2 separate regions of the Homo sapiens genome follow, and region 1 is linked to region 2. A link is a contact called in ENCODE Hi-C or POLR2A ChIA-PET data. All regions are on one chromosome and are shown on one strand. The core of a region is the stretch at or near the end of the contact, and the rest is flanking DNA. Distances in the headings are between cores, read along the strand shown.

What was found. Hi-C counts contacts between places; a loop is a spot of excess contacts on that map. ChIA-PET counts read pairs that join two places held with the same protein, here RNA polymerase II (POLR2A). Pooled maps may share reads with other maps.
Region 1: a loop to region 2 is called in a map of OCI-LY7, with 2.4 times the contacts of the local background. The contact joins the promoter of DCK here to the enhancer-like site in region 2. A Hi-C loop is called at or near these places in 2 of 168 maps with a recorded cell type or tissue (DLD1 and OCI-LY7), 9 of 37 single-sample maps with no recorded cell type and 5 of 50 pooled maps. POLR2A ChIA-PET finds 5 or more read pairs at or near these places in 3 of 52 experiments (GM12878, H1 and OCI-LY7).

Annotation. Positions count from the first base shown.
Region 1 is chr4:70,989,109-70,995,172 of GRCh38, reverse strand. It overlaps DCK (deoxycytidine kinase), which reads right to left and starts at 1,524. Exons shown (of 7, transcript NM_000788.3): 1 at 1,247-1,524. The coding sequence starts at 1,337. RefSeq lists an enhancer at 1,099-1,278 and a silencer at 1,449-1,788.
Region 2 is chr4:70,750,285-70,756,428 of GRCh38, reverse strand. All of the region lies in intron 1 of RUFY3 (RUN and FYVE domain containing 3), which reads right to left. Among named protein-coding and RNA genes, the nearest start is that of RUFY3, 31 kb to the right of the region's middle. Within about 2 kb of position 1,813, at least 3 of the 41 ENCODE cell types and tissues checked have a DNase peak (open chromatin) inside an H3K27ac peak, as active enhancers do; they include OCI-LY7, where a contact is called at or near this core.

The DNA of each region.
Region 1 (6,064 bases), core at 275-2,774, 240 kb before region 2:
ATTATATCATATGGTCTTTCTACTGGTGCTTTAATTCTGGAGCAATGAAATAAGAAGTCCTCTTTGAGAATGCAGTTTTTCTATTCATTTGAATGCTTAAAGCATCTGCTTGCCTGGCCTTTTTCAAGAAGGTACAGTGCTTTGAATGTGGTAAGAATTTTAAAAAATTTGCTGTATGCATGAATGACCAGCACCCAACCTGGAGCTAAAAAAATTTTTTTTTAAATCTATCAAAACAGGAAGTTTCAGGGGTAGGTTTCCTGTGGTTGGAGATACAGAAGAATCGGACGTTGGTGTGTATCTTGCAAAGTGACAGGCATGGCCTAGTCTGCCCCCCATCTGAGTTAACAGAAACGTTAGTGGTCTTTGAATCATAATCCAATGTTTACTTGGATGTGGAGTAAGGGGTGAGGAACTCCATGCTATTAAGATCATTAAAGACCTCTTTGCTTGTACTCGAATGTTTCGAGTTTCGTTAATAATATAGCTAAAACAATGCTTCGCTAATAATATAGCTAAAAAACTGTAAACAACCCTGAGGTCCACAACTAGAAAATGGATAAACGATGGTACATCCATGCAATGGAATACTACTCAGCAATAAAAAGAAACAAACTACAGACACAAGTAACATGAATGAATTTCAAAAGCATTATGCTAAATGAAAGACGCCAGACACAAAAGGCGATATAGCCTATGATTCCATTTATATGGCATTCTGGAAAAGGCAACACTTGCAGGGATAGAAATCAAATCAGTGGGTGCCAGGGAATAGGAAGGGTGGAGGGGGCTGAATACAAAGGAGCAGGTAGGAACTTTCTAAGGTGATGAAAATGTTCTGTATCTCGATCATGGTGATAGCAAAAGGCATAATGTTTGTCAAACCTCATAGAAGAGTACACCTAAAAAGGGTGAATTTAATGTAAGTTACACCTCAAGAAATCTAATACCCTTCCCCCGCTTCCCTTTGCGAGTTCCCAACAAAGAGGGAGCAGAGGTTCAAAGCGCGCCTCACAGAGACCGCAGGCCTGGCGCCCAGTCTGACCCCGGGGACCGCAGTCACCCCGTGGAGCGGGAGGTAAGGGAAGGATGCTCTGGGTGGGAAAGGAAGCCGAGGCCGCGTCCACACCGCCAGGCTGGAGGGAAAGCCCTCACCGAGTTGCTGCAGAGAGATGCGGCGAAGGGAAGCTTCAGCCACTGCCGCGACACCCCAGCCTTGCGTCCCACATTTCCGGAGGCTCCTTACCGATGTTCCCTTCGATGGAGATTTTCTTGATGCGGGTCCCCTCAGAGCTGGCTGAGAAAGACGGGCAGCTTCTCTTGGGCGGGGTGGCCATTCCTTAGTCTTGTGGCGGCCCAGAGCTCGTCCGGCAAAGAGGGCTGGGAGGCGGCCACGGGTGCGCGCACTGGAGCTCGCGGCGCCGCTAAGCCAGATCCTGACCTGCCGGGTCAGCTAGTGAGCTCACCGGCCCGCCGGCGGGTGTCGGGGTTTGACTTTGGCGCGCGGAGGCAGCTGAGGACACTGGCGGGCCTGCGGGGCGGCCCCGCCCTCCTCAAGCCGCGCTCCCTAGCTGCCCCTCGGCCCTCGCCCGCCTCCAGCGCGGGTTCCCGCGTGCGCGCTCCGCACGCCAGGTCACGTGAAGGCCGGGGCGGGGCCGCGCGTGTGGCGGAAGGCCTCTACCCCAAGCAGCCAGGCGCCCGGGCAGGGCGCGGGAAGAGGTTCCGGAGTCGGGTGGGGAGGAAGGGTGGACCCCAGAGGCCTGAGGGCGCTGGAGGGCAGAGGGCGTCACCTGCAGTGGGCCGTGCCAGGCTTTGGAAAACCCGCCTCTCTAGTGGGCCTGTTGGAGATGAACAGACGCGTCTGGACAGAACTGGATAGACTTAAAGCTTTGAACTCATCTGGGGAGAAGGCACTGTGTGGTAGGAAAATCAAATGGATTTACTCTGGCTTCTCAGCCTAGAGGAAGACTATCAGGCGAAGTGCCGTCCTTGGGAATCGCACTGCCCACTTAGAGAGCCAGGCTGTTTTCTTCTATGTGCTTTTCATTAATTAACGAAGTCTAGTGCCAGAAATACCGTCATTAGCCCATTTACCTGCCAGTGGGAAAACAGGCACTGAGAGGCTGCTTGTTCCAAGTGTCAAAGTCAGTAAGTGAAACTGGGATGGGAATTTAGGTAGTCAGATGCCACCCACAGGAGGCCTTTCCAGATCTCCCATACCGCTTTCCATTTGATTTGGATGCACGACCATGCTGTATAGAAGTTAGCACGTTGGGTAGGTAGGTTTCTGTTCAGCTGTTAACTCAGCCTGCCCGACACCTGGCACATAGGTAACAAAATGTACTGTATGTTGAATTTTTGAATGCCTACTCATGTGCCATGTACTCTGCTAGAATACTCATCTAGATGGGACAAATGCAGTGTAGGATTTGTCCCAGCTAGATGAGTGCATTTTTAGTCAGGGTAAAGACCTAATGAGGCAAGAGAATAGGGAATTAGGGTAACCAAGGGTTAAGGCATAAGCAAAAGAACAGCAGGTGCAGCAATTTCTAGGCAAGACTAGGCAGCATACAGGCCACACCTTCACTCCTGTGATTACAAGACAGAAGTTTCCACATCGCCTCTGATTGTCCTCGGCCATCTCCATTTCAGCCTCTGATTGGTCGCAGGCCAATCCTTCATAGGGTGCAACCAATTGGACGACTGTAAAGGGCACCTAGGGATTTACCAAATTCTTTTAGCCTAGTAACCCTTAAGAACACTGCAATTGGGACTCTTGAAGCACTTGGTTCGCTTCAATAAATTTGTGCTTTTGTTACTTCGTTCTTTTGTTGTTTTGTCTTTCGTTGCTTCTTTTGTTGCTTTGTTTCTACGTTTTGTTCAATTCTTTGTTCAACACGCCAAAAACCCAGACAACTCAGTCAAGACTTCCCATCCAGTAACACTAATAAACCGGATATTACCCAGTCTGGAAGTTATCTGGTCCAAATTGTCTACAGAAACCAAAGGCCTTGCTATTCTTTTTTACATTGCAACTATCATCAGACCTGAAATGCATCTAAATGTGTAGCCAGAAGGGGAAAACGGTGACTCCATCCTCAGAAATAAAGAGCAGAAATTAAAATGTGAATCCTCGGGGATCACATTTTCCAGGATTAAACAGCAAGAATCATTCTATGTAACTGCCCTATATTATTCTGTTATGCAATTATTTTGTATATATTACTTTTACTTATCCCTATAGTGATTAATAGCAAGATCCTAGGAATATAAGAGGCCTGAAGAGTTGTCATCAGGTATAGCAAGGAAGTTGGGAGAAAGGTGCTGCGGAAGCTAATAGGTATCACATTTCACAGCCAAGCTTGGGGGAAAACTCATGAAATGGTAAGAGTACTGGCAGCTACCGAGAGGAGGAAGGCAAGTCTCTTGAGACCTTCAACAGGAAAGCAGAGCTGGTCCTGGATGGATGTCATAAAGAGGCTTGGGGTTAAGGAGTAGAAATCTCCAAGTGTGGTTTCCACAAAAAAGACCCACACAAGAAGTATCTTACAATGATGAAGAGTTTAAGCACTGGAAAATGAAAGATTTCAAACACCAGTTCTACCAGTTTCTGGCTGCAAAAACTTGAATTCATCTGAGCTTAAGAGTATACTTTGAAAAATACAAATGTGGGAGGCCGAGGCAGGTGAATCGCTTGAGCCCAGGAGTTTGAGACTAGCCTGGGCAACATGGCAAAACTCTTGTCTCTACAAAAAATAGAAAAATTAGCCAGGCGCCTGTAGTCCCAACTATTTGGGAGGCTGAGGTGGGAGAATTACCGAAGCCAGGGAGTCAAGGCTGCAGTGAGCCAAGATCATGCCACTGTACTCCAGTGAGATCCTGTCTCAACTAACAACAACAAAGTAAATGGGGGAAGCAAAGAATCTAGCTTTTTTGGCATTAAGTCCAGCATAATTTCCCATTTTCCTACATGACCTGGGGGTAACACAAGGAGAGAACAGAGAAAAGCACTTTTCAAAACATCTTGATTTTTGGTCCACAATCTCTTATCTAAAACCCTGGCAGCCAGATGTTTCAGAATTTAAAACTTTTAGAAAAGATTTTTAGAAAAGAAATTCTAAACTTTGGAACTGGCTGGACGCAGTGGCTCTTGCCTATAATCCCAGCACTTTGGGAGGTACTCTGGAATGCTTGAGCTCAGGAATTCGAGACCAACCAGGGAAACATGGCGAAACTAATAGAAAAAATACAAAAATTAGCTGGTTGTGGTGGCACACACCTGTGGTCCCAGCTACTCAGGAGGCTGAGGTGGGAGGATGGTTTGGGCCTGCAAAGTTTTAGCTTTAGTAAGCTATGATCGCGCCACTGCATGCCAGCCTGAGTGACACAGCAGCAAGACCCCGTCTCAATAATAAAATTTGGAATCGAAACTTTAGAAACGATACAGTGCATATACTGTATATTAATTATTAAGTAAGCACCCCCACTCCCCCTGCAGAGGTGTTAAATCAAATGCACTAATATTTTGCAGTGAAACAAAGAGTGTTAACATGAAGTGGGATAAAGACTATTAACATCTGGTCAGAATAAGTTTGCACTGAATTCAAAAAAAATACCTTTGGGGCCAAGCACGGTGGCTCACGCCTGTAATCCCAACACTGTGGGAGGCCGAGATGGACAGATTACCTGAGTTCAGGAGTTCGAGACCAACCTGGCCAACATGGCGAAACCCTGTCTCTACTAAAGATACAAAAACTAGCCGGGCGTGGTGGTGTGTGCCTGTGGTCCCAGCTACTCGGGAGGCTGAAGCTGGAGAATCGCTTGCACCCGGGAGGCGGAAGTTGCATTAAGCCAAGATCATGCCACTGCACTCCAGCCTGGATGAGAGTGAGACCCCGTCTCAAAAAAACAAACAAAAAAATTTTGGTTTTCTGAGCTTTTCAGGTTTTGAAACTGCAGATAAGAGACAGGATACAGCGCACCCAGCCAGTCATGATCGTGCTGCCACCTAATCCTTTCTTACCAGAAATTTTACTACTCCTTCAATTTGGGAATTTTCTCCTGTGGGAATTCTAGTGTAACTAAAGAATGAGACAGCGTTCTGACTGACAACATACAGGTTTATTAGGAAAACTAAATCAACCCAGAAAATAATAAAAAGCAGAAAAAATAAGAGACCCTGAACATTAAGTAGTGGTTACACAGCCCATGAGTTTGTCTACACAAACTCAACTACTTCTGTAAAATGATATTTATCAACTTAATAAGCTTGGTTATAAATTTCCCCTTGTAATCTTCATTAGTGCCTAGAAAACGGGGTACAGAAGCCATCATAAATGCAAGAGTGGGAGTCAGTGTGCTTCCTGCAAATCTGAAATCTGAAAGCAAAATAACATACTAGAAGAGCATAGGAGCCATCAGATGTATACAGCTTAGCAAAGAAAGCTGTTTTACTACATGCTTGTGAAGTGGACTGAGGTCATCAAGAAAATGTGACACTGTATTCATCATGCTGTAACAGGAGCATGTACAATTTCTTAGTAAAACTTCTACTAAACATGGTTGTTTAAACCTTAGAGGAATAATTAATTAGAATCTTTGTGTTGCAAAATGCTCATTGCAGATGTTATATAAGGGATTAACAACTTATAATACATTTAGTACAACAGAGGTAAATGAACCTAATTATCAAAATGTAGGTAATTTTACAATATATATTTCTTTACACACAATAAATGAATAACAGAGTGTTTTTATTTTTTTATTTTTTGAGACGGAGTCTTGCTCTGTCGCCCAGGCTGGAGTGCAGTGGCACAGTCCGCCTCTCGGATTCAAGCAATTCTCCTGCCTCAGCCTCCCGAGTAACTGGGACAACAGGCAAGCGCCACCGTGCCCGGCTAATTTTTTAATGTATTTTTTAGTAGAGATGGGGTTTCCCCACATTGGCCAGGCAGGTCTCAACTCCTGAGCTCGTGATCCGCCCACCTCGGCCTCCCTAAGTGCTGGGATTACAGGCGTGAGCCACCGCGCCCGGCCCACAGGGCGTTTTTAAAGCATGCAGACA
Region 2 (6,144 bases), core at 564-3,063:
GAGTACAGATTTCACCTTAAAGTCAGTGAAGACTTTAACGTGGGATGTGATGTCACAAATTTGAATTTTAGAGAAGCCATTCTTGCATCCTTTTGGAAGATGATTGGAAGGGTGCATGAACTCAAAGCTGAGGGGCAAGTAAGGGTCTACTGCAATGGCAGAGGAAAATAAATAATAAAGGGTAGAACTAGAGCAGTGGGGCTGTATGGAGAAGAGGGAGTCAGCATGGAGAGACATTCTGGGGTAGAACGTTAGCATTTCATAGCTTGACTATCTGGACATAGTCAAGGAGAATGGAGAGTAACTTCCCTATTTGTAGTTTTGGCGATTAGATGGACGATGGTGCAGATCACATTGGTGGGGAATACAGCAAGAGCACTGGACTAAAGAAATCATGTGGAAGTGACTATAGTTAAAATAATACATTATGTTGACTGGTTCTCAAATCAATGTTCTTTTTTTCCTTTTTTTTTTTTTCGAGACAGAATCTCGCTCTGTCACCCGGGATGGAGTGCAGAGGCGTGATCTCAGCTCACTGCAAGTTCCGCCTCCCAGGTTCACGCCATTCTCCTGCCTCAGCCTCCTGAGTAGCTGGGACTACAGGCACCTGCTGCCACGCCCGGCTAACTTTTTGTATTTTTAGTAGATACGGAGTTTCACTGTGTTAGCCAGGATGGTCTTGATCTCCTGACCTCGTGATCCGCCCGCCTCAGTGTCCCAAAGTGCTGGGATTACAGGCATGAGCCACCGTACCCGACCTCAATGTTCTTTCAAAAAGCATGTGATTCTTCACTGTATCTCTTCAAGACTGCTAATTTCCATATAAGGGTATTTTAATAAACTTTACAGAGTCATGTAGCTCATTTAGTTAATAGTGATGATAAAAGTGATCTGAAGTCATATAGCTAACAGTGACAGTGAGTCATATTGTTCTGAAAACAAATCATGTCACCAAGGTGCCATTTTATCTTCTTATAATGCAATGACTAATGTTCATACAGCAAAATCTTGAAATGTTTTCTAAATAATTGAAGGAAAAGAAAGATATATTTAATATTAGTATTAAGTATGTTATATGCAATTCTTGGCAGAGAATAATTGATATTAATATGTAGCACAATCATAGTTATTCTTCAGAATTTTCTTATTATCTAACAGATTAAAGCTTTTATCTTATATAAGAAACAAAATGGTTATCACACAGAAGACTTTTCAAAGATGTGTAAAAGCTTTTGGCTGGGCGCAGTGGCTCACGCTGGTGGCTCACGCGGTGGCTCAGGGAGGATCATCTGAGGTCAAAAGTTTGAGACCAGCCTAGCCAACACAGTGAAACCTCGTCTTTACTAAAAATACAAAAATTAGCTGGGCATGGTGGCAGGCGCCTGTAATCCCAGCTACTAGGGAGACTGAGGCAGGAGAATCGCTTCAACCCGGGAAGCGGAGGTTGCAGTGAGCCAAGATCACACCACTGCATTCCAGCCTGGGAGATAGAGTGATACCCCCGTCTCAAGAAAAAAAGAAAAAAAAAAAAGCTTTAATATGAGATTAAAAACAACAAACTAACAGAAACATATAGAAAGAAAAGCTTACTCTATGTTGGGAATGACTGAAGAACAATAATTTTAAATAAATCTATTTTGAACTTTTGCAATAATTGTTCTTAGAGTATAAAACTGGACAGAAAATGAGTCCTTGATTGTGAAAGAAAGAAGTGAAAGTACTAAAAAGACCTTAGCGTATAAAACTGGACAGAAAATGAGTCCTTAATTGTGAAAGAAAGAAGTGAAAGTACTGAAAAAGACCTTGTAATAAAACACCATTTAGTTAGCCTGATGACACTTATTTGTATGAGACAATCATGAACTTTTATTCTATCCTCATTTACAAAAAAAAAAAAAAATTATAATAGAGTCTTAGGACCCTTAGAATATCTATATATCTATATCCATAACTATATCTATCTATTCTTAATGGCGTCTCAGGTATCATATTTCTACTCAATAATAAGAAAATTTACTTAAGTAACATTTTCTCTGGATTGAAATCTGTTAAAGGGGTTAGTCAAAAAAATTAACCAGCCAGGCTTGGTGGCTCACACCTGTAATCCCAGCACTTTGGGAGGCCGAGGCAGGTGGATTACCTGAGGTCAGGAGTTCGAGACCAGCCTGGCCAACATGGGGAAGCCCCATCTCTACTAAAAGTACAAAAGTTAGCTGGGTGTGGTGCCAGGCACCTGTAATCCCAGCTACTCAGGAGGCTGAGGCAGGAGAATCACTTGAACCCGGCAGGCAGAAACTGCAGTGAGCCAAGATTGTGCCATTGCACTCCATCCAGCCTGGGCGACAACAGCAAAACTCCATCTCGAAAAAAAAAAAAAAATTAACCATAAATTTACTTGTCCTCATTGCTACCTTTTCTTGGTAACAGTATAATCAATGATGAACTTCACTGAGTTAGGACTTGTCATCAGAAAGGATTAATATACTCATCCATGGAGCCAATTAACCTATTATATGACTTCAGGCAAGAAATCTCACCCCTTTGAAGCTTCAATTTCCTCATCAGTAAAATGAGAGGGTTGGGCTTGTTCAGTTTTTTCCCTTGGAAACCATGCACATTCATAATAGTCATAATGACATATAGCAGCACTGATTCTCAAAGGGAGAGACATATTAATATACCTGGAACCAGAGAAATGACATGTTCTGTTTGGAAAATCCCACAAATGATTGATACCAAATGAACTAGATCCTTTCTACTCTCTGGTCTCAGAACATCAACACTGGCATAACCAGGAAAGCTTTTAGACAAGGGAAGCTGTAGACTTCAACACTACCACTGAATCAGGTTTTGCACTTTAACTAGATCCCCAAGCAATCTGTATGTGCATTAAAGTTTGAGAAGCACTGGCCTAGATCACTCTCCTAGCTAGCATATTATAATTCCATGATTTCACAGTTGGCTTCATCAAGGGCAACCAACATACATGTATATAAGTAGAAAGCCCTAGGAGGAAGGAAATAATAAAGATTAGATCAGAAATAAATTAAAAAGCAAAAACAACTACTGAGAAAAATCAATAAAATCCAAAGTTGGCTCTTTGACAAGATTAACAATACTGACATTTAGCTAGACTGATCAGTAGAAAAGGGAGAAGATTCAAATTACTAAAATCGGGAATGAAAGAGGGGACAGTAGTATTGACATTACAGAAACAAGGATTATAAGGGAATACTACGGACAACTGTATGTCAACATATTAGATAATCTAGACAAAATGGACAATTTCTTAGACACAAACTACCAAAACTGACATAAGAAGAAATAGGAAATCTGAACAGACCTACAAGTAAAGATCCTGAATTAGTAATAATAATAAAAAAATAGCATACAGAGGAGGCCAGGACCAGATAGTCTCGTTGTTAAAATCTACCAGTCATTTAAGGAATTGACACCAATCCTTGACAGACTATTCCAAAAATTAGAAGAGAGAACTTCCGAACTCATTCTATGACACTAATATTACCTTGAGACCAAATCAGATAAAGATATCATAAGAAAACTATAGATCAATACTCCTTATGAATACAGACACAAAAATCCTTAACAAAATACTGGTAAACCAAATCCAGAAACATATAAGAAGGATTATATAACTGGACCAAGTGGGATTAATCACAGAATGCAAGGTCGGTCCAACACACAAAACTCAATCAGTGTAATACACCAAATTAACAGAGTAAAGAAAGACATCACATGGTCATTTCATTAGAAGCAGACAAAGTACTTGACAAGTTCCAATATCCATTAATGATAAAAACATTCAACAAACTAGGAAGAGAAAGAACTTCCTTAGCTTGACAAAGGGCATCTACAAAAAACTCACAGCTAACAAACTTGATGGCAAAAGACTGAAGGCTTTCTCAAAGATCAGGAACAAGACAAGGATGCCCACTTTTGCTACTTCTAACCAAATTGTATAGGCGAGTCTTGCCAGGGCAAGTAGGCAAGAAAAGGAAATGAAAGGCATCCAGTTTGAAAAGGAAGAAGTAAAACTATATTTGCAGATGACATGATCTTGTATATAAAAAATCCTAAGGAATCCACACACACACACACAAAGTATGTACATAAAATGAGTTTGGCAAGGTTGTAAGGTACAAGATCAATACACAAAAATTAATTATATTTGTATACATTAGCAACAAACAATTCGAAAAAGAAATTTAAAAACAATTCCATTTACAATAGCACCAGAAAAATATTTACCAATAAACTTAACAAAAGAAGTACAAGACTTGTACATGGAAAACTATAAAACTTTGCTGCAAGAAATTTTAAAAGATCAGGCTGGGCGCGGTATCTCACGTCTGTAATCCCAGCACTTTGGGAGACCTAAGTGGGTGGATCACTTGAGGTCAGGAGTTCAAGACCAGCCTGGCCAACATGGTGAAACCCCATCTCTACTAAAATTACAAAAATTATTATTTGCAACAAATGGTGGTAGGATAATTGGATATCCAAATGCAAAATAATTTTTTAAAAAGCTCAAAATAGATCTGAGACCAAAGTGTAAGAGCTAAAACTATAAAACTCTTAGAAGGAAACACAGGTCTAAATATTTTATAACCATAGGCTAGGCAATGGTTTAGCAACAAAAGAAAAAATAGGTAAGGTGGACTTCATCAAAAATAAAAACATTTGTGTTTCAAACGACATCATCAAGAAAGTGAAAAGACAACCCACAGAATGGCAGAAAATATTTGCAAATCAGATCCAATATCCAGAATGTATAAATAATTATTATGATTTAACAACAGAAGAGAAATAATCCTAGTAAAAAAGAATGGGCAAAGGCTTGAAATATACATTTCTGCAGAGAAGATAGACAAATGGCCAGAAAGCATATGAAAAGATGCTAATTAGAGAAATACAAATCAAGATGAGATACCTTTTCACACTCACTAGGATAACAATAATAATTATTCATTGAAGCAAATGGTATTAGCAAGAATGTGGAAAACTGGAAACTTTTGTGCCTTGCTTGTAGGAGTGTAAAATGGTCCAGCTGCTTTGGCAGTCTGGCAATTCTCCAAAAAATTAAACATATGAGTTATTTGACCCAGCAATTCAACATTTTCAATATGAAAACATGTCCACACATCATAAAAATGCCAACAATAGACACTGAAGACTACTAGAGGGTGGTGGGAGGGAAGCAGAAAAACTAACTGTTGGGTACTATGCTCACTACCTGGGTGACAGGATCCATCATACCCCAAATCTCAGCATCACACAGTATACCCATGTAACAAACCTGCGCATGTAGCCCCTGAATCTAAAACAAGAGCTGAAATTATTTAAAAAATATATCCACACAAAATGTATGCATTAATGTTCACAGTATTATTCATAATTTGCCCCAAAGTGAAACAAGCCAAATGTCCACCAACCAATAGACAAAATATGATATGCCCATACAATATTATTAATCCATAAAAAGAAATGAAGTTACGATACATGCTACAACATGGATAACCCTTGAAAACATATACTAAGTGAAAGAAGCCTGACACAAAAGACCACATATTTTATTTTTGTTTATATAAAATGCCCAGAATAGGCAAATCTATGGAGAGAGACATATGTAAATACTTGAAGAAGCCCCTCAAAAAAAAACTGCAGAGACAGAAAATAGACTAGTGGTTGCCAGCGGCTGGGAGGAGGAAGAATAGAGAGTGGTTATTAATGGGTACAGAGTTTCTTTTTAGAAAAGGTGATGAAAATATTCTTCGATTAGAGAGTGGTGATGGATGCACAGCTTTGTGACTATACTAACCACCACTGAATTGTACACTTTAAAGTGGTGACCTTTATGGTATGTGAATTGTACCTCAATAAGGCTATTATTAGAAAAAAACCACTAAAGTTTTTAGACATAATAATAATATATAACTTGTATGTTTCTTGATTCAAATAAACCAACTATAAAAAGACATATTTGAGACAATCAACAGACTTTGAAAATGGGCTGAGACACTATAAGACTTTGTTGTTAATTTTGTTAGCTCTGACACTGAAGGATTTACAGGTGCTGAGATGTAATGTTTGGAGTTTGCTTTAAAATGCTCCAGAAACAAAAAT